Linked DNA regions of Homo sapiens: region 2 is linked to region 1. A link is a loop called in an ENCODE intact Hi-C map of the cell type or tissue named here. Cell type or tissue: endothelial cell of umbilical vein. All regions are shown on one strand. Links, peaks and the distances in the headings refer to the core of each region. The heading gives the core; the rest is flanking DNA.

Region 1 (10,987 bases), core at 4,053-9,052:
GAGTCAGTTTGGTGACTGAAAGAGACAATGATGAAGGAGCAAAGACCAATTGATAGGACAGATTGCCTAGGGGAAGACTGGGGGTAAGCAATGAACACAGATAAAACATATTGCCTTAGAAAATGTGGTTGAATGTAAGGACACATGGATATGAAGATAACCAGATATTCAGGGGGAGAGAAAGGAGATAGTAAGACATCATGCCCGGGACCATAATCTCTGGAAATTAAGAAGCAGGACCATCTGCTTAGTAAATACTCCTTGATGAGTTGAAGGCATCTTGGGAGGGAAGGAAAACTGAGGACATTTTATGACAGTAAGAGAGCTTGGGGTCAATTGTGGTGAAGAATGCAATAAGGAGTCAATTAGGACTGAATCAAAGGCTTGTGAGCAACAGTGAGGTCTCGTTGAGGTTACATGTGTATTCTGAATCAATCAGCATGACTTTGTAACCCTCTGGTAGTCCTTGACAGAGAGGGACAAAGAAGAATACACTTCCAAAATAAATGGAATAACAGTGAACTCTCAAGTGCATAGGAGACCAGGGATTTATCTGGGTAAATGGCACAGGGGTCAAGAAAGCTCAGCTATAAAAACAGACTAGAAATCCAGGCAGACCCACAAAATTGGTTAAAGACTTAAGGTAAAAAAAAAAAAAAAAAAGGAACATGTCTATCCTATAATCCAGTAGTAAATTATGGTAACCTGATGCACAGTCAGCAAGCTGATAATAATAACTGTATTAAAATAGCAGTCGAAAGAAAAAAAAAATCTCTAGTATGGTTTCTACCATTGGCTGATGGCTACTCTGAGCTGTGTACTTTACCTACATCAGGAGTTGGCAAACATTTTCTCACGGGGATAGATAGTAAATATATTTGGCTTAGCAAACCATATGGTCTCTGTCACAATTACTCCTCAGTACTCTGTGAAAACAGCCTTAGACAATACACAAATGTATTAACATGAAAACCACAAGTGGTTGCCTAGAAACACTAGTGGGAAATCCCCATCAGAAGTCAACACAGACAAGCTGCACCTGTTTCGTATAAACAGTGATGAGGGCATTGTAAAAATGGGTTTCCTGGCCTACTGGGATGTTAAGGAGCTGTTTTCAATCTACCTACAAGTACATCTATATGTGTGCATATATGTATGTGTATACTATATTACATAACTAATACTGTGTTGGGCCCTATGAGAATTATGTAGAAATTAAATAAATAATCTTTGTCTTCTGAGAAATGTCATTCTATTTGGAGGAAGAGATGGAGAAAGGAGGATTGAGGGAATGGAAGTAATTATAACATTTGATATAGCTGAACAGTGGATTTACTGATAAAAAGTGACACAATGACTTTGAATACAGAAAGCTAGTACATTAGGAAGGAATATTTCTCTGCCCTTGAAGTTGAGGTGATTCAAAGAAGTAGCCAACTGGGAACTCTCTTCTTACATATATCATTTCAGCTACTCTCTTTCTTTGGAGAGATGAAACAATGGCTTATTTTTCCTGTGTTACTATTTCTACTTCTTAGTTCTGCTGCATGTCATATAGTCTCAATAGTTATTAAAATGCAAAGAAAAATGAAAAATTAGAGGGACACTTGTCAAACTCAATTGCACTTTGACAGGTATGATTTTGGTCTCCTAAAATGTTTTAGGCCTTGAAAATAGTATCTTGCTACATTTGATATGGACTCTTTTTCTTCTTAACTTTAAGTAAACATTTTATTGAATTATAATGTACATTTACGTAACAATAGATATCTTGAGTCTGTTGTTTATGTTTTGTGAAATTTGTCTAAAAAATAGTGTAGTAGATAAATTTTACTGTTTGCCAGATTAAAACATTGATTTTTTCATGTCTTTTGGCTGCATAAATGTCTTCTTTTGAGAAGTGTCTGTTCATATCCTTCATCCACTTGTTGATGGGGTTGTTTGTTTTTCACTGACCATCAGAGAAATGCAAATCAAAACCACAATGAGATACCATCTCACACCAGTTAGAATGGTGATCATTAAAAAGTCAGGAAACAACAGGTGCTGGAGAGGATGTGGAGAAATAGGTACACTTTTACACTGTTGGTGGGACTGTAAACTAGTTCAACCATTGTGGAAGTCAGTGTGGTGATTCCTCAGGGATGTAGAACTAGAAATACCATTTGACCCAGCCATCCCATTACTGGGTATACACCCAAAGGACTATAAATCATGCTGCTATAAAGACACATGCACATGCATGTTTATTGTGGCACTATTCACAATAGCAAAGACTTGGAACCAACCCAAATGTCCATCAATGATAGACTGGATTAAGGAAATGTGGCACATATACACCATGGAATACTAAGCAGCCATAAAAAATGATGAGTTCATGTCCTTTGTGGGGACATGGATGAAGCTGGAAACCATCATTCTCAGCAAACTATTGCAAAGACAAAAAACCAAACACTGCATGTTCTCACTCATAGGTGGGAATTGAACAATGAGAACACATGGACACAGGAAGGGGAACATCACACTCTGGGGCCTGTTGTGGGGTTGGGGGATGGGGGAGGGATAGCGTTAGGAGATATACCTAATGTTACATGACGAGATAATGGGTGCAGCACACCAACATGGCACCTGTATACATATGTAACAAACCTGCACGTTGTGCACGTGTACCCTAAAACTTAAAGTATAATAAAAAATAAAAATAAAAAAAATTGATTTTAAGTCTTAATAATTATGTTTCAAAAGTAATCAGAAAGTAGCATGTGAATATAACAATGGTATATATGTGCTTCATTTTGATATCATAGAAGAGCATTCTGGAAGGGTCCAGTGCTATCTCCTGCTACTGGTGATTTTATAATAAAATACAATCTGTGATTTTTGGTGGAAAATTATATCAGTCATTCAGTGTCATGGTGGTTCCTCTATAAAGCTGCTAGAGCAATTTGGTTGCCACATTCATTGTGCATGTTCCATCTGTGGTTTGATTTACTTGCTGTCAAATCCAAGATTTACATTATTCTATATGACAAAAATAAATGTATACATCAAGCTTTCAAGATTATGGATAAGATTCAAATTGCCCTTTTAAATTACATTATACTTTTAAATTAAGATGAATGCTGGCAAGACATGAAAACAACCTCAGTGTCTGTTGATGGATGAATGGATAAAGAAAATGTGGTGGACATGTATACAATGGAATATTATTCAGCCATGAATAAGAAAATCCTAACATTTGTGACAGCATAAATGAAACTGAGGACATGATGCTAAGTGAAATAAATCAGGCAGGAAAAGACAAACACTGAATAATCTCACTTAGATGTGGGGTCTACAAGAGTCCAACTTAAAGAGTAGGATAGTGGTTACCAGGGCCTAGGGCTTGGGGGAGATGGGGAGATGTTGGTCAAAGGGTACACACTTTCTGTTATAAATAAGTTCTAGAGATCTACTGTACAGCATGGTGACTCTAGTCAGTGATATTGTATTGTGTGTTTGAAACTTGCTAAGAGAAAAGAGCTTAAATGTTCTCACCACAAAATAAAAGTAAAATTGACAACTAGGTGAGGTGATGTCTAACTGTATAATCATTTCACAATATATATGTGAATTAAATCGTTACATTACACATGTTAAATGTATACAATTTTATTTGTCAATTATACTTCTGCAAAGCGGGAGAAAAAAAGGTAAGTGTGATGTACAAACTCATACTAGAAACCATCCACGTTGTTGGAAATGAGCTATGCATGCCACCAAGTGAAGTGAGAAAGATTCTCCCACCTTAGTTTTACCCAGAACTACTGGAAAGATGTGTTATTGTTCAACAGTGACAGACATGATAAAGGACTACTTCATATGAACTACATTTCTAATGAGAACAGAGTCCAATGAACAGAAAAAGAAATATCATTATATATGGAAGGGCAATGTCACATTTCTAACGATTCTGTTACGTTGAGATATTCAGGGATCAAACCTAGTAGGGTTCAGCCCTGTAATGGGGCTTAACATTTAGAACAATTTAAAAATATTAAAACTTAGATGAAGTTATAAAAGATGTTACAGATGAGAAAAAGATGAAAATGAGTATTAATATGATGGATGGGAAAGGCCATACACAAAGTTAATCTGCTGAGTTGATGGGTTGCATCAAAATTATGGGACTGAATTTAAATGTAAATATGTTTTAAAATCTATTTAGACAATTTAAGATAGTGAAGATATAGCTTGATAACAAATATTTTTTGAAAAGGTTCAGCTAGGCTTTTTTTAATGTCTATAAGTTTAATATGAGCCAGAAATATGAAGTGCCTGCTAAAAATAAAAATAAAAACCTTAGGCATAATAGCAATACAGTAAAGATCAAAAGAAGTCATGCACTTGTTGCATTCTGTGATATTTAGACCACATCCAGCAGGTTGTGCTGCTGTCTTTGGGCCATATTTTAAGAGAGTGCTCGCTGTATATATCAGAGTGGGTCTAAAAGAGGCTGACCAGGTGTTTTCTAAAATATTTGATTTACCAATGTAACAGATGCTAGAGTTCTTTTCTTTCAAGTTAAAGCTTTAAGGAGTAGACTTGAGTCCCCTGGGAAGTCATGGGCAGCTGCTGCTAGAGAGATATATTTCAGGTGATTCTGCAGTTCAATAAAGTCAAAGATGCCAAGTTATTTTAATACAGTATAAATGAAAATTATGGGAAGGAGTAAAGATAACCTCTGTTGGCTAGGTGCGGTGGCTTACGCCTGTAATCCCAGCACTTTGGGAGGCCAAGGCAGGTGGATCACAAGGTCAGGAGATCAAGACCATCCTGGCTAATATGGTGAAACCCCATCTCTACTAAAAATACAAAAAATTAGCCAGGCATGGTGGTGGGTGCCTGTAGTCCCAGCTACTCCGGAGGCTGATGCAGGAGAATCTTTTGAACCTGGGAGGCAGAGGTTGCAGTGAGCTGAGATCACGCCACTGCACTCCAGCCTGGGTGACAGAGCAAGACTCCATCTCAAAACAACAACAACAAAAATACAAGAACAGAACATAACCTCTGTTGGCTTGCACTTGTAGTCCTAGCTGCTTGGAAGGCTGAGGTAGGAGGATTGTTTGAGGTCAGGAGTTTGAGTCTGCAGTGCGCTCTAATCATGCCTGGGAATAGCCATTGCACTCCAACCTGAGCAATAGAGTGAGACCCTGTCTCTAAAAAAAAAAAAGTAAAAAGAAAGAAATATGAAAGATAACCCTGGGTAAGTACAGAGCTGGGAGGGATATAGGACATGACTGTCTTGTTTGGCTTTCTGGGCCTTGTAAAGCAAATGGATCTCAGGGCTCCATTTAAAGTCTGAAGTGGATTTTAATAATTGTGGTATACAGTGACAAGTGATACAATAGCATATGGCAAGTCATGCTGTTAGCATTAAAAAGGGAAAGATAAATACTTTCATATAGATTTTATTCCAAATCTGGCAAAAAATAATTTAAGAAAGGCAGAATGTAGCACTCACAGCAAGTGATAATCAATTTTCAAAGTTTTTAGGAACTAACAGAATGGCAGTTTTTAAAACTATAATTTGCTTAGAATTGAAAATGAGGGTGCCTCTGGCTACAAGACTTATTCTTATTTGCTATAGATTCCTGCAGTCTCACAACTAACTGTGAGAATTTTCTTTTTCTCTTTTTGTTTTGTTTATTAACGAGTTGGGCTAAAGGGTTTTGTTATGTATAGTTTCACAAACACATAGATCTTAGTTTGAATGAACTGGTCCTATTTCTTTAGAATCCTTTAGGCATATGAAAGTTGAGTTTGGTGTTGGTCAGGACAAGGTAAACATACGCTGGATAATAAAAGGCACAAAAAAGTTGACTAATGGGTTATACTCTTATGAGCTTTTCTACTTCAAAAATACTAGCCTCTTTGTAGCCTCTTTTCGTAGAGCTATCTTTGAAAGGACTTCTTTTTCTCCTCAAATCCAGTATCTACCCCTGCCTAGGCATATCTACCTATACACATTGATATGGTTTGGCTGTGTCCCTGCCCAAATCTCATTTGAATTGTAGTTCTCGTAACTACATTTGGGAGAGATCTGGTGGGAGGTAATTGAATAATGGGGGCGGTTACCCTCATGCTGTTCTCATGATAGTGAGTTCTCACAATATCTGATGTTTTTATAAGGGACTTTTCCCCCTTTTACTCACTCACTTTCCTTCCTTCCACCATGTGAAGAAGGACGTGTTTGCTTCCCTTTCTACCATGATGGTAAATTTCCTGAGGCCCCCCCAGCCATGCCTAACTGTGAATCAATTAAACCTCTTTCCTTTATAAATTAACCAGTCTCAGTTATGTCTTTATTAGCAGCATGAGAATGGACTAATACATACATTGTTCCTTTATAATCTAGAAGCATTATATCAATGTGAGCATATACATTTTGTATTCTTAAATTACACAATACAATTTACACATTGTTCAATTGAAGTTTTTTTCTTTCATAACCGAGCTTATACGCAGTTGTTCTGTGACATTAACACATTGAAGTTATTCTTGGTTTGTTATTTAAGAAAATATTGGAAATATTAGATGTCTTCAGGGAGATATTTTTTAAAACATATTACCAGATGGGTGAATATTTCTCCTTTCCAAGAATATAAAATTGGTGACTCATTTTTATCTTTGGTTTTCCACTGTAAAGAATGGGTGTCAGCTTCCTATGTAATTTTGATTTGTTTATCCAGCAGTTTTGTTTGTCTGTGCGCTTTTCTGTGTGCCAATTGTGGTCAATATTTGGTTTCCATAAAAGGTATGAGTTTTCTTTGAGGCTATCTTTTCTTACCATTGCCAAACCCACAACTGATGCACCATTACTTTGACTTTTGTTCTTAATTTAAACTTGGCACGGATCCTGTCTTTGGTGTAAAACATAAAACATACTCTGTTTTGACATGGAAGCTGGGAAGGAAACTATTTGTTTGACATTTTCTAAAGGGATCTATAGACAGGATGTTTGTGTCGCTTTTATAGGGACGCAACTACTACCTGAATGTACAAATACCCACGAGTTCAGGGTTGGCACGGCTATTAACAAATAAAAGTAGCCGAGAGTCCATTTTTCTTAGTTTATAGATAAAAACAGATGAAGACACATCAAAATCACTCAGTTTAATGGAACGCTGGAATGCAGAGCAATCAGGACAGATACTAGTCTCAAGTCCAATGGCTTTTCACTGCTGCAATTCTACCGAACTGACTCCTTACTGTATAGACCAGACCACCTGAGTCTGAATCCTGGCCCTACCACTCATATGTCTAGGCAGGTTATTTAGCCTCACTGAGCCTTTTTTTCCTCAACTGTAAAATGAGATATTAATAGTCTCTACTTTATAGAGCTCTTATAATAATTAAATAAGGCAAGCGACTGAATACAGTGACTGACAGAGTATCATGCTCCTCTTCCTCCTCCTCATCTCTCAAAATTGAATGCACAAAAAATACAACTACGTGACAATAAAATTGAATGCACAGGTTACATCCCTTTTTGGTGAGACTGTCAGGTTAGGGTTCTTTAAAGAGCAGGCTTTGGGCATTCTGGGTTCATTACCATATAGTTCTAACTTACTAAGCCAAAGATACAGTCTTAGACTTTTTATAAGGTAAACTGAACAGGAACTCCATGACCTGAAGGTGCTACTAAACCTCTAAGCTGTGAAACTTCAGTCATATTTTATGAATAATTTAGGTTTTGTAAGCTCAGTTCATCCATATTTTGGAAGCTTTTCAGACCATCTTCTGTAAAAATTGTACAGCAAGAAACTGACAACACATAGAAAGTAAAAAAGAATTCCTACAAACTTTACCTGCCAAATCAATCCATGTATTCATATTTATTGAGTGTCTAGAATCTACGCAGTGAAGAAAACTACTTACCATTCTCATGAGCACCCTGTCTTGCACATTGTAGGCACCTAATGCATTTTTTTTCAATTGAAATTTATGACTGTGTTTTTCACAGTAAATGTTCCCTTTAAAATATCCTCTAAATCACTTCTTTTAAAGTAGATAACCAGTCAAAAGTGGGGCAGTAGCAACTGTTGAACTTAGCAGTAGCCAAAAGCCACCTTCATCCCGAAATCTAATGACAGCTTCTTGGATGCAGCACATGTGTGTTCTATCTCCATCTCTCTTCTTAAAGACAATCCCTAGGTCTACATCTACTGCTGATTTTGCAGTTTTTACTAGTTAGGTCATATTGAGAATGATGATAGCATTAAAAATGAGGTGTTTTATTCTCTCTTATCCCTTGCCACAGTCAGTAGAAAAAGGAGGGGGAAGTAGGGAAGCCCATCACTATTGTTCCACAGCACTGAAATCATTGCTTTTTAAGAAATGGCACACAAGTGGTACCATTTATCAAGTGGTACTATTTATGTCTCTGTAAGAAAAATTCCTGTCTAATGCAAAATTGTTTTACAAATGAAGATTATTGGTACTTACTGAGGAAAGGATAAGTTGAAATACGTTCAAAAATATTGAATGAAAGATGTTTTGTCATTCTACTCATGGTTTACTAAGAAAGATTTAAATTTCTTCACATTAATCAGACTGCTACCTTTAGTGCAATTAAATGTCACATAATTGACTGTTATCTTGAGTCTTGTCATATAGAAAAAGGTAGGCTAGGTATGCCCAAGTTTGTTTCAGAAATAATTAATACTTTTAAATTATGAATTAGGTGTATTACTGATGTTATTTTATACGTATTTTTGAATAGCCTCTCCAAAGAAATCACAGGCATCTCATAATTTCATATAATAATGAGCGAACCTTTCTTCCAGCTCATCCATTTAGAGCTCCGATTTTGGCCATTTACTCTCAGGTGCTCCACTCTCCTCAAGCTGATATTGGCATGAGATTAGGGAATACCAACGCCCCAGTCACATGGAGCCAGTGTTGATGAGACTAATTGGATTACTCACTGGCTTAATTCCCCTTGTATGCTAAGGTGGGAAAGGGATAACAATGTATGTGAAAGTCCAAAGTCCCCTTCAAGCTACACTCCAACACAAGCTATGGCTATTACCATTTCCCCACATTGGCTTATTATGGTGACCTTCATTGCTCCTGAAGGACTGCTTTACTTAGTCTTCCCTTTTCATGTTATCAATTCACAGCATAGAATTATAGTTCTCTATTTCTGTATAGCCCAGAATTTGAGTTTAGTTGAATTTCTCATTCTTACCCGTTAAAACTTGGACAGCTGCAGAAAACATGTTTCTTAATACAATTTTGTGTTTCTTGCTGCTACTAAAGCAGAAAGAATGGCAGCCCCATTGACTAGTATTAGTGAAACTTTGTGAAAATCTTACGAAGATGTTAATGTTCCTTTTGGCTGTGCTTCCAGTGGCTTAGCTGTTTATGCGAAACTTTGCCTGGATGTCTTACAAGACCAGTGATTCTATCAGGTTTTGTTTTCCTCTGCCTTGGGATAGATGTGTTGCCAGAGTCATATTCCTTATAATACTGTTATTTGGCTCCAGTTTTATACTAAAACCAAGGACATAGTCAGGTAATGATTTGTGAAAGAAGAAAATAAACTTATAATTGCTGGCAAGAATAGAAAATCTTTTATCAAAATATTTAAATATGATATTCTGAATAATTTTTATCAATATCGGGAAAAGTTTTTTTGCTGAATTAAAAACAATTCCAAACCTGAATAATTTAATTTTCCTTCTTTTCTCAGTTAGTGATGAAGCTCAGCCTACAGGTGGACATTTTCATATACATATGAATCTCACCATCTTCATATTTCTAGTCTTTTCATTTGTTCCTGAAACCACTTATGCTTACTGTTTTTTTAATCTCAACAAAGACTATTTCTGAAATTTATACAGATCACAGGTCTCTTAAATCACAATTAATAATTTCTAGTTTATAGCTTTCTAATATGGCTCTTGTAAGATATGAATGAAATACATGACTTTAATTTAATAGAGGCCACATATATTTTGACCTCTTTGCTCATTCATACCTACTCTGTACCAACTGTGTGCTGGGGATACCAGGGAGCACAAAGCCCTCTGCTTACGTTGATGGGATCTTCTTTTCTTTTCTTTTCTTTTTTCTTTTCCTTCCTTCCTCCCTTCCTCCCTTTCTCTTTCCCTCCCTCCCTGTGCCTTTCCTTTCCTTTCCTTTCCTTTCCTTTCCTTTCCTTTCCTTTCCTTTCCTTTCCTTTCCTTTCCTTTCCTCCCTCCCTCCCTCCCTCCCTCCCTCCCTCCTTCCTTCCTTCCTTCCTTCCTTCCTTCCTTCCTTCCTTCCTTCCACTCTCTCTCTTTCTTTCTCTCTTTCTTCCTTTATTTTCTTTCCTTTTTCTTTATTTTCTTTCTCTCTTTCTTTCTTTTCCTTTTTCTTTTCTTCGTCAGGGTCTTGCCTTGTCACTCAGGGTGGAGTGCAGTGGCGTGAACACAGCTCACTGCAGCCTCAACCTGACAGGCTCAAGTGATCCTACCACCTCAACCTTCCAAGTAGCTGAGACTATGGTTAAAATAATGTCGAATTCAAAATAATTTTAAGAAATATTTGAAGATAAGATGTCACTTTAAATATCTTATTGTCCTGTAGGAAAGCACAGAAAAAGTTCTAAAATACTAACTTAGCATGGTCTTTGAAATAGATCAACTTTTGAATCCTCACACTTCACTTATTTGGCACAAATTACACTTATCTTTTTGTACTCATTTTGTTCTCTTTAAAAAATAAAGATAATAAAAGTATCATCCTTCTAGAAGTGAGTGAGGACTATATGATATAATATATACAAAGACCGCCACCAGGTAGTTTTTTAATGCTTGTGCCTTTTTTTAGTATCATTATTAATGTTATCATTATTGTTATTAAAAGCAAGTGTTTATAGAAATAGGGTTATGAAAATTTGAAAATCATAGGCATAAATAAGCTTTAGCCTATGGCTCAGATGGCATTTGCAGTTTATGCA
Region 2 (10,987 bases), core at 3,400-8,399, 140 kb after region 1:
TGGTAGGAATGTAAATTAGGTCAGCCTCTGTGGAAAGCAGTTTGGAGATTTCTCAAAGAACTTAAAACAGAGCAACCATTTTGACCCAGCAATTCTATTGCTGGTTATACACTCAAAGGAAAATAAATTATTCTACCAAAAAGACACATGCACTCATAAGTTCATCCCCATGCTGTTCACAATAGGAAAGACATAGAGGGAACCTAAGAACACAGAATGTCCATAAACAGTGGATTGGTTAAAGAAAGTACAAATATACACTGTGGAATACTATGCTGCTATAAAAAGAACAAAATCATGTCCTTTGCAGCAACATGTATGCAACTGAAGGCCATTATCCCAAGCAAATTAACACAAGAATGGAAAAGCAAATACCGCATGTTCTCTCTAACTGAGAGCTAAACGTTGAGCACACATGGAGATAACCATGGGAACAATAGACCCTGCTAGACTACTAGATAGGTTAGACAAAGAGGAGGGCAAGGGCTGAAAAACCACACATTGGGTACTATGCTCACTACATGAGTGATGGGTCCATACACAAACCTCAGCATTATGGAATATACACATGTAACAAACCTGCACATGTACTCTCTGTATCTAAAATAAAAGTTGAATTTTTTGAAAAGAAAAAGCCATTTTCTTCTAACGTATTTACTAAATGAGAGAGAGAAAGAGTATGGGAGTGAGAGAGACAGAGTGAGGTGAGAACATGCATACTAACTAGTTATTTCATGATAAAGAGAGTTTTTTCCTCTTTTATCTTGAAGATGGTCTTGTTCCATTGGGTTTTTGCTATCACCAGTTGTTACTCTATTGGTTTTTCTGTTTTTCTTTTATCTTTCAGTTTACCACAGGGAAATTGGAAGTCAGGTGTCCAGATGGAAATCTTTCCTAGAAAAAATGTGATTGTATTTTCCTGACATTATTTTATAAACAAGGCATGAAATGAACTGTATTTGGCCACATGAAATATTTGTTTATATTATCCTGTTATAATTTAAAATAAAGCCACCAATAACCTCTTTGTGAGGTATAGCACCCAACTATAGCTTTGATAGGTGTTTCATTCATTCAAGTAAAGGAAGAAAACCTGGCTCCTAAGTCCTGTTAGTTTATTTAATAACTGGATGATCTTTAGAACGGTGCCTAGAAGCAGTGTCAATTCTTGAAAAATGGTTGTGTTTTAGTTGGGATTCTCCAAAAAGAACCAGTAGAATTGATGGATGGACGGAGGGAAGGAGGGAGGGAATGATGGATGGTTGGATGGATAGACAGATTAGATGATGATTGATTGATTGACAGATAGATTGATAGATAGAAAAGAGGGGATATATCCTGGGAATTCTCTCATGCAAATTATGGAGTCTAAATCCCACAGTAGGATGTCTACAAGCTGGAGGCTCAAAGATACTGGTAGTGTGGCTCAGTCCAAGTCCAAAGGCTCCAGAACCAGGGAAGCTGATGGTGTAGCTTCAGTCTGAAACTAAAGGCCTGAGAATCTGGGGTGCCCTGTTGTAATTCCCTGGAGCCCAAAAGCTGGAGAACCTGGAGTTCTGGTGCCCAATGGCAGAAAAAGGGTGTCCCAGCTACAGCACAGAGAGAGCAAATTTACCCTTCCTTTGCCTTTTGTGTTCTCTCATCCAAACAGGATCTCAGCTGTTGGGATGATGTCCACTTACATTGATGGCGGATCTTCCTTATTCGGTCCCTTAATTCAAAAACCAGTCTCTCCAGAAACATCTTCTCAGACATACCCAGAAAGAATGCTTTTACCAGTTCTCTAGGTATTCCTTAATCCACTCAACTTAACACCTAAAATTCCATCCCAGGTACTCCTGATTATTTCATTGTTTCAGTAATTCTGATGTTCACCGTTAATTTAGTATCACTTAAGAGGAAGGAAAAGAAAGATTGACAATTCCAAATTATTAATGAATTTCTCCCATTTTCAGAAATATTATGAAAATATGTCTTAGAGTAATTTTTGTTAATAATGATGTCAATGATGGATGGAGCATTTCTGGAATCTCATCTTTATTGTTGGAAGAGTCTACATTCATGGAACACAACATCTATCAGGGCTAGTATATAATGTCAAACTTTATGTTACTTGCTTTAAGGTTAATCAGTCTCATCATTTTTTAATCATTTATCTTGAAAGCGAAATTATTCCTATATGGGTTAAGCAATTAAAATGTTAAACTTTTTAGGAGTTAATAAGTATTTTAATACACTGAAATGTGATTGAGTGTCTCTATTTATGTCACAGAGTCACAGAGATGGAAACACTCTTAAAATGTAATGATCTAATTATATGAATTATTAATCTGAAGTCTAAGGAAGCTAAATAGCTTGCCAAAGGTTGTACTGCTGCTTTTTTTCTGCTACTAGTTTTGTATATATGTCTCTTATTTTCAGAAAAAGATAACGATAGCAGTTTCCAATAGTACCTTACGCAGAATAAGTACTCAATAAATGCATGTTGGTTTGTTGCAATAAACACCCACATAAAAATAAAAGTTGTATTGGCCATATATGAAGTTTCTTTGCTTTTTACAGGTTGTATCTGCCCTAAAGGAGTATTTTTGTGAATCAAAAATTTTAAGAAAATGTTCTGATCTTAAATTGGAAGTGACTTCCAGTATTCTTCTAAATTTCTTTACCTATGCCCATTTCCTTCTCTTAGTTTCTCTGTTGAGTAGTTAATGATCTGTTAAGATGCACTTCAATACATTAGAGTGTCCACATTCTTAAAAGAACATTGCTTGAGCAAAATAACCCATTTGAAATTTGAATTATTCGCTGTCTTGCTGCTTAAGATGAGTTTAAATACAACCGGAGACATACCTTCAGTTCTACCATTCTTCTCACCTTTCTTGATAATGGTAGTAACTAAATCTTTCTAATAAGAATAATTTTATTTAAATAAATACAACCTTTTTAGGCAATTCCTCCTCTCCATTAAAAGAAACATAATTTATCTATTTATTTAAGCCAAACAACAAATCTTCAGTTCTCCCCTTGTCTACCTCTATTACCACTGCCCTAGTGTCAATTATTATCATCTCTCTCTAAAGGCACCTTGTTGGTAGTCGATAGTCTCAATCCAGGCTTACTGTCTCCTAACCAATCTTTCAACTGCTGCCTGAGAAATGTAAATCTGACCATTCTGCACCCATATGAATGCTCTCTATAGCCGCAGGGTTAAGCACTACATGGCATATAAAACTACCATGACCTGGTCCTGCATTCAATTACAGCCTCATTTCTCCGCTCTAGTAACATTCAAGGGCTTCTCTTTATACAGCCTGCTGTTTAGTGGTTAAATTATTTCCCTCCAGCTCATTTGAACTCCCATACATTCCCCACTGTCACCACAATGTATGTGTCAGTCTGTATGCTAAACTTAACATGCTAAACAGAATGTACATATGGGTCTAACATGTTGGAATCTAAATCCCTCAAGGATAGGGGCTATCTTGTCTTCATATATGTTCAATAGTTGTAGATTATTTCAATTTAAAATTATAGCAAATTGGTCTTGAATGTCACTTAAGCATTTTGTTGTTTCCACCCCTGGACAACTCATTGTTGAACTCATCTTTCTCAAGGATGTAGATAGAGCCCCCATTTTTTTCCTGATATTCTTGCATTTAACTACCATAGCTTACTGAATAAAAGCAGCTGAATTTGATCCATGTTTAATGTCATTTTCTTAATCTTTCTGGACTTGGATATGCTTTTTAGAAAAATTCTTTTTTTCTTACATAAATATCTAGAACAGTGCCTATCAATAAATAATCATTGAGCTGAAATAAGCTATAATATTGTGGTTCCAATCGGATATTGGTTTATACCCCTCGATTTTAATCATCATAGTCAACTTAAAATGCCTTTGTATGAGATTTTTCAATTGTTTTCATTTAATGTAGTGTGGATTCCAAGCTATATGGGAATGGAACATTCTTTTCCAGGTTAATGGGACTTTGACAACAGTTTTTCATGTTCACTAAACAAACATGAATTAGGTTCCAGGTATAATGTTAGTAGCTAATGATACAAATATTGACCTTGCGTTAGAGAAGAACCCATTCTGGAGAAATAGAGGAACCTCTCACAGTGGCTTTTCAGCATAGGTGCATTTAATTAGGAAATTCAGTGATAGGAGCTGGTAAGAAAGGGAGAGAGTGAGGGTAGACTTAAAGAGAAAATAATATAAATGCTATGAAAAAATTCTGCCCACCATTCCATATAGTTTTGCTCTTTGGTAATCATGAGATGGAAGACTTAGATCCCTTAGTTGGCTTCAATTTCTACACAACTATATAGGGTTGAATCCTTAAAACTACATATCTTCTGCTTCAGTGGGAACTTAGAATTTTCAAGGGAAAATTCAAGTATGAGTACTTATTGCCTTATGTGGTAACTTCAAAACCAGTATCCAGGGAAAGATCGTGACAATATGATTAGGGCTGGGGTTAAGTTTTATTGAAATTCATATTTATTTTTGTGATTATGTGACACTTGTTTTTCTCCACTAGATTATAAACTACATGATAACAAAGGCAATATCTACTTTGTTTATTCTTATGTGATTAGCATTTTGCAAAAGCCCCAAGATTTAATAGAAAATAAATATTTGTTGGATGAGTGGAGTTATTCCACGTTAATCTCCTTTTTCCACTTTGAGAGACTTATTTAGAGAGTGCTAATACTTTTGTGAAATATTTTTAGAGTTTTAAACTAATTCAATATATAAAAATTAATTTAAAAGTAAGTAGTAAACTGTAAAATAACTAAACCTCATTTCATCCACAAAATTCAGTGAAGCTTATAACAAGGTTTTTTAAGATATGAAACATTATCCAACAAAGCAATAAAATTGATGTTATCAGAAATTTTTAAATCATGTTATTGTAATTATGCATTTAATTATTTCAGTTTTTAGATATCTAAGAGGGAAAAAAGAGATAATGGGAATAGATCGAATGTTACAGTGGCAAACAATAAAGCGTATCTAAAGACACAAAAGTTGTTGAGTTTTTTTTTTCTGGAATGAATTCCTTAAGTGCTTTCTGGTCATGGTTCCTTAAATGAGGAATATGCGGTAAAATATGATGATTTTAACCATGGGTTTGCAAAAGATTTAGGAAGGTTATTTAAATGTACATTTTAAACCCATACTCTAACTAAAGTGGTTATCATTGTATACAATTATCCAAATAGGCCAAGCATGGTGGCTCATGCCTGTAATCCCAAGGAGGTAGAGGCAGGGGGATTACTTGAGACCAGGAGTTTGAGACTCAACTGAGACCCCCATCTCTACAAAGAAATAAATAAAAATTAGCCTGACATAGTAGCATGTGACTATAGTCCCAGCTACTGGGGAGGTTGAAGCAGGAGGATTGTTTTGGCCTAGGAGGTCAAGACTGCAGTGAGCCGCGATCATGTCACTGCACTCCAGCCTGGACAGCACAGCAAGACCCTGTTTTAAAAATTAACCAATTAAATAATTAAATAATTTCTGCAGTGAGCTTAATGGCTGATTTTGTTTTTGAAATACTTTATCTTAATACAGTAAGACAAAGTAATGAAGAGAAGCATAAGTTAATAGCCTCATTAAGTTTTGCCCTCAAATGTTATGTCCCAAGTAAGTCTTTGGGTTGGAGTCAATTCCTGGTTGAATTATCTAATATGTATCCAAAGATCCTATAGTTTATGCTGATTAAGAATGACCTGTATGTATTAAGCATTGTGTATGTGGGATGTGGAATTGGCATGAGTCACTGAATGTTCTAAGTCTTCAAATGTTTTTATCTTTGTTTTCTCAGAGAGGTGAGTCATATGTGTGTGACTGTGGATAGGACCGGTGTTCTTCTGCTCAATAACATACATACTCAGGGGGAACTCCATCTTGTTCTATATAATATGGACAAGTGATTTCTTGAAAAAAATTTTAGGACAGATTTGGTCAATTGAGTGTTTTAATCTCAGAATAACCTCAATGCCCTCCAAACCTGCATCTGCTGGGCCCAGCATGATGGTTAGCATCCACCTTTTGTGTGGTGCAATGGTTTATTTTATGTGTCAACTTGACTGGACAATGGAGTGCCAAGACTTTTGGTCAAACATTATTTTGGGTGTGTATATGAAGGCGTCTGGATGAGATTAACATTTAAATCAGTAGACTGAATAAAGCAGATTGCCCTCCCTATTATTGGTGGGCCTCATCCAATCAATTGAAGATCCAAGTAAAACAAAAATGCTGATTAAGAGGGAACTTTACCTGCCTGACTACTTGAGCTGAGACATCAGTCTTCTGTCCTGGGACTGCAGCTTGCACCATCAGCTCTCCTGCTTCTCATGCTCTCAGACTTGGACTGGAACTACACCACCATCTTTCCTGAGTCTCTAGCTTGCTGGCTACAGATCTTGGGCCTTTTCAGCCTTCATAATTAGTTCTGTTTCTCTCGCAAACCATGAGTAATATAGGTAGACATATCTATGGCTGAAATACTGGACAATTAATGGAAATGTGACTATTTTAACTACTCTAAGTTAATTCAATAATAACTCAGTAAATATTATTTTACTTTGCAATGATTCATGTTATACTGAACTCTATAAGTTGTTATGTTGAACATAAAATAAAGTACTTTATCATTCATATTCATGACTTTTCTGTTTAGGATTAATGGTATTAAATAGTTGAAACAGTTGTTAGTAGAGATGTAAATTAATTAATAACTTTAGGTTTTTCTCAATATCACTCTGAAGTACAATTTATATGTATAGTGTGAAAGAAGATACTAGTTGAAGACTAGCATATTTTAGCATAAGAAAATATGTCCAATGGTTATGATGTTCTTATGCATCTGGTATATTTTTCAGGGTATACATAGATCAGCCGTTATAAGTTTGAACTCTGTATAAGTACATACAGTAGTTATCATTCTTGGCCTATAGCTATCTGAAGTCCAACTGGAATAACCAGTCAAAACTGACACCAAAACCAGTAGGTGAGGGAAATAACACAAAAACCAGTAGGTGAGGGAAACCTAAGAAGCTGAACTGAATTCTCGAATTATATCTTATGTTAGTCTCATAAAGCTTTATTTTATAAATTATTCTTATAAACAAACTATAATTCAAATTGAATCAAGTCTCAGTTCTCAGTTGATCACTGCAAACTCCGCTCCACAGCTCAAGCAGTCTTTCTACCTCAGCCTCCCAAGTAGCTGAGACGACAGGTGCCTGCCTGTCACTATGTCTGGCTTTTTATTTTTATTTTTATTTATTTTTTGTATTTTTAGTAGAGATGGGGTTTCACCCTGTTGCCCAGGCTGGTCTCAAACTCCTTAGCTCAAGCAATCCCCTCACCTCTGCCTCCCAAAGTGCTGGGATTACAGGCATGAACCACTGTACCAGCCTCAGTTGAATTTTTTGATGAATGCATTTCCTGAGGACTCTGCTATTAGCAACATATTTTCATTTCTTTAATTGTAAATGAATTATGAAATAAATATGATAAATACAATATTTATATGTTAGCTTGTATTTGCTTCCTACATGGTTATCAATAGTTGTTTCCATGTCTATTTCTTACCTTTCTTTAAAAATGTAGTGAGAACCTCTGTTTTTACTTTGATATTTTTACGATTCTTCATCGAGTAAATGCCTGCTCTATATTGACTCAGAAAAATATCCAGAAATTACAATATAACAACTATAAAATTAGAATTTAAAGTATGTAGATGGCTTCTTACACAAAGTAGTTACTTCACAATAAGTATTCATTGAATATGTGTAAACATCTCACACAGCTATCTGTAAACTCTGCAGGAAAGCTGCACGAGTTCTCCTGAAAGTAAATTCAAGTTACAGCAACATCTGAAATGCCTATAATGTTGCAGAAACTAGTTCAAAGAGAGGAATCATACACAATGTTCTAATATGATAAATGATTTCATAATTTAGACAAAAGGTAATTCTCCAAAGCAGACTGTGATTAGTCAAATATTTTCCATCCTTTTTTTTTAAGTAAGATTATCCCATTTCATAAATAGGACTCCCTGTTAATTTAGCATTCATGATGAAATATTAGAAGTTTTTCTTGGTATTCCTGTCTTAAATGTTGACAAATAAAACAAACTCAAATAACAAAATAATTTAAATTAAATATAATTTTCCCAGTAATTTAGGTAGGGCCTTTTGTATCTATGCTGTGATTTAATATCAATTTATAAAGATAAATTTATAAAGATAAATACATTTATAAAGATAAATTTATAAAGATAATATAATTTAATATAAATTTATAAAGATAAATTTATAAAGATAATATAATTTAATATAAATTTATAAAGATTACTTCAATACTAACTCAGTAAATGTTTCTATGGTGAGCATCTTTTTCATATTATGTTGAACCCAAAATATCCTCAAAAGTGCCTTGTCTTTATATCTCTTTGTTTATATCTTCTGCAGATAAATATATGTAGTCTTTTTGGACAGGTGGCCATTTCACTTATTCTCAAATCCAGATTTTTTTTCAGTACTTTTAAATAACGTTCCAGTCCTATTATTTATGACTTGATACATGTTTTTGAACAGCAACAACCTAAGTTAAAGTGACTTTAAAAAATGTACTCGGTCATAGAAATCACAGACAGGGCTAATAACTTAACAAACACTGTTTAGTGAAACTGAAGCTTAGAGAGTTTAAGGACTTGTACATGACCCCAAAGCCAGCAGCTGCAGAGACGGCTTTAAAGTCTTGCTTTCCAGTGTAATGCTTTTCTGTGTTACACTCTGCTGCCTTCCAGAGAAGAACCACTCATCTTAAGTGCTGGCTCCCTTGTCCATTTATTTTATCCTACCTGGAAGGTGTCATTGAACCCTTCATTCTCTCCCTTCTTTGCCCCAGGACCAACAGCCTTGCAGGTGTGGTTCCTCAGCCACTGGTCTAGTAGAAGCCTGTGGGGAGGGAAGTCATTTCTGTACTCTTTGTCAGTTTCATGGGTTTAGAGAAATTGACCTACACAGAAATTTTTCAAACTTATTTGACATGGAACACTTTTTATAATTATTTTTGTCAGATTCTCATATTGAAAAGATACTCACAGGTAATCTGTGGAAATAATTCAAACTGACATTAAAATAGAAAGCAAATGCACTCATAAATTTATTAATTGCTGAAATAAATGATCAAAGATTGACTTATGTTTATTGTGCAATAAAGATGTTGAAGTTGTAAGACAGGGTCCATGATATAGTTGTAATCATTGAGTAGAAACATTCAATGCAAAAGTGAATTGGCAAATGTTGTCTATATTTTCTTGCTGATGGAAAATTATTTATTTGTGCATTAGGTGATCACCAAGGGTTTCCTCAAATTCATAGAGGGGGCAAGCCCTAAAATTAGACCATTTGAATTTTTTTTTTTTTTTTAGACAGAATCTTGCTCTGTCACCCATACTGGAGTGCAGTGGCATGATCTCAGCTCACTGCAGTCTCCGCCTCCTGTGTTCAAGCAATTCTCCTGCCTCAGCCTCCTGAGTAGCTGGGACTACAGGTGCATGGCACAACACCTGGCTAATTTTTTGTATTTTTAGTCAAGATGGGGTTTCACGGTGTTAGCCGGGATGGTCTCAATCTCCTGACCTTGTGATCCACCCACCTTGGCCTCTCAACGTGCTGGGATTACAGGCGTGAGCCACTGCGCCCGGCCCAACTATCTGAATTTTATTTCAGCATTTCCATTTACTGGCTGTAGATTTTGAGAAAATTATTTGAACCTATTAAACGTCATTTCCTTGATCTCAAAATTATAATGATGAGGATAAAATATACGCAAAGTGCTTAGTGTGGTACCTGGTAAAAAGTGATAAATTTATGTTGGCTATTAAAAGGGAAAAGAAAATAGAAGCCATAATTGTTGGTGGGTAACTAATTTTGATATTAGTTAAGTGAAGTAGCATTACTATAAATTACGAGTTTCATGAGATTCCTTCTGTGCCATTGAGTGACACCTGTTAACATCTCACTGGATGTTAGGTTTCTGAAGAACATGGGTTTGGATGGACTGAATTAGTTATAAGAATTTCCTCTATCTCTAATTGTAGGATTTTTACTTGCATAGCATGTAAAGGATCTTTATAAATATAAAATAGGATGCAAAGAAACAAAAAGGAATCAAAGAAGGAAAATTTGAATTTTTAACAACCTCAGGAATGAGGTAGATAACCAACTACAGTTACATTATGCTGTAAATTTTCTAATCACAAAGTTTATAGAGGGCACATTCTATCAAAGCAAACCATTTCTTTGAAGTTTACTGGTAAGTCAGTAACAGTAACTGACCAATATGCTATGCTGACTAATATGAAGTTTTTTCTCAAGCATAAAACTGAGAGAAGGGATTGAGATTGTTAAACAAAAGACACAGTTGAAGCTTATAATACTAATGTATTGATATTAGAGTTGAAATGCATAGAATATTTATATTGACATTGTCATGTCTGTATATTGATACATGGCATCTTATTAAAAATGAATTGATTAAAAAGAAAGTTTATTAATGAAAAAACTCAGATAGCCAAACTAAAAAAAAAAAAGAAAACTTGGGGGGATTGTAATTGTACGCCAGCTTATTCTGACTTTCAAGGATGAGTTTTACTCAAAGACAAAAATCAAGAATAGTAAGTAGAATTAGTTGGCAAGAATAATACCTTACTCGAATGAGGCTTTGGAACAGTGACTACAGCAACTTCCATGTAGAATTTTTCCAGTGGTGGTTAAATCAAAGGAAGGCAAGAGCCAGAGAAATATCTTCAAGTTGCTCTAAGAATTTTTGTTTAATTGTTGATGTTAAAACTACAAGTGTACTACTTATATATTGCTCTCCTCTATCGAGTTACACTAACTTATTCCAAGAAAACTAAAGCCCAAAGTGTATTCATTTTCAGCAGAAAATACCAAGGAT

The links. A loop is a pair of places that touch in the nucleus more often than their neighbours do. Peaks named below come from ENCODE experiments on the same cell type or tissue, not always from the same donor. Only the 100,000 strongest peaks of a DNase experiment are listed, where the experiment ranks them.
Region 2: it touches region 1 in a loop (7-fold over the local background); 1 of 110 quality-filtered maps calls a loop at or near these places.

What each region holds. Positions count from the first base shown.
Region 1 is chr12:77,745,344-77,756,330 of GRCh38, forward strand. It overlaps a transcript of NAV3 not described here. Among named protein-coding and RNA genes, the nearest start is that of NAV3, 80 kb to the right of the region's middle. In endothelial cell of umbilical vein, for the core only: no CTCF peak of the experiment used is centred there; a DNase peak (open chromatin) is centred at 6,828; H3K27ac peaks cover 652 bases.
Region 2 is chr12:77,882,982-77,893,968 of GRCh38, forward strand. The region is part of intron 1 of NAV3 (neuron navigator 3); the gene reads left to right. Among named protein-coding and RNA genes, the nearest start is that of NAV3, 58 kb to the left of the region's middle. RefSeq lists an enhancer at 5,444-6,643. In endothelial cell of umbilical vein, for the core only: no CTCF peak of the experiment used is centred there; a DNase peak (open chromatin) is centred at 5,790; H3K27ac peaks cover 1,026 bases.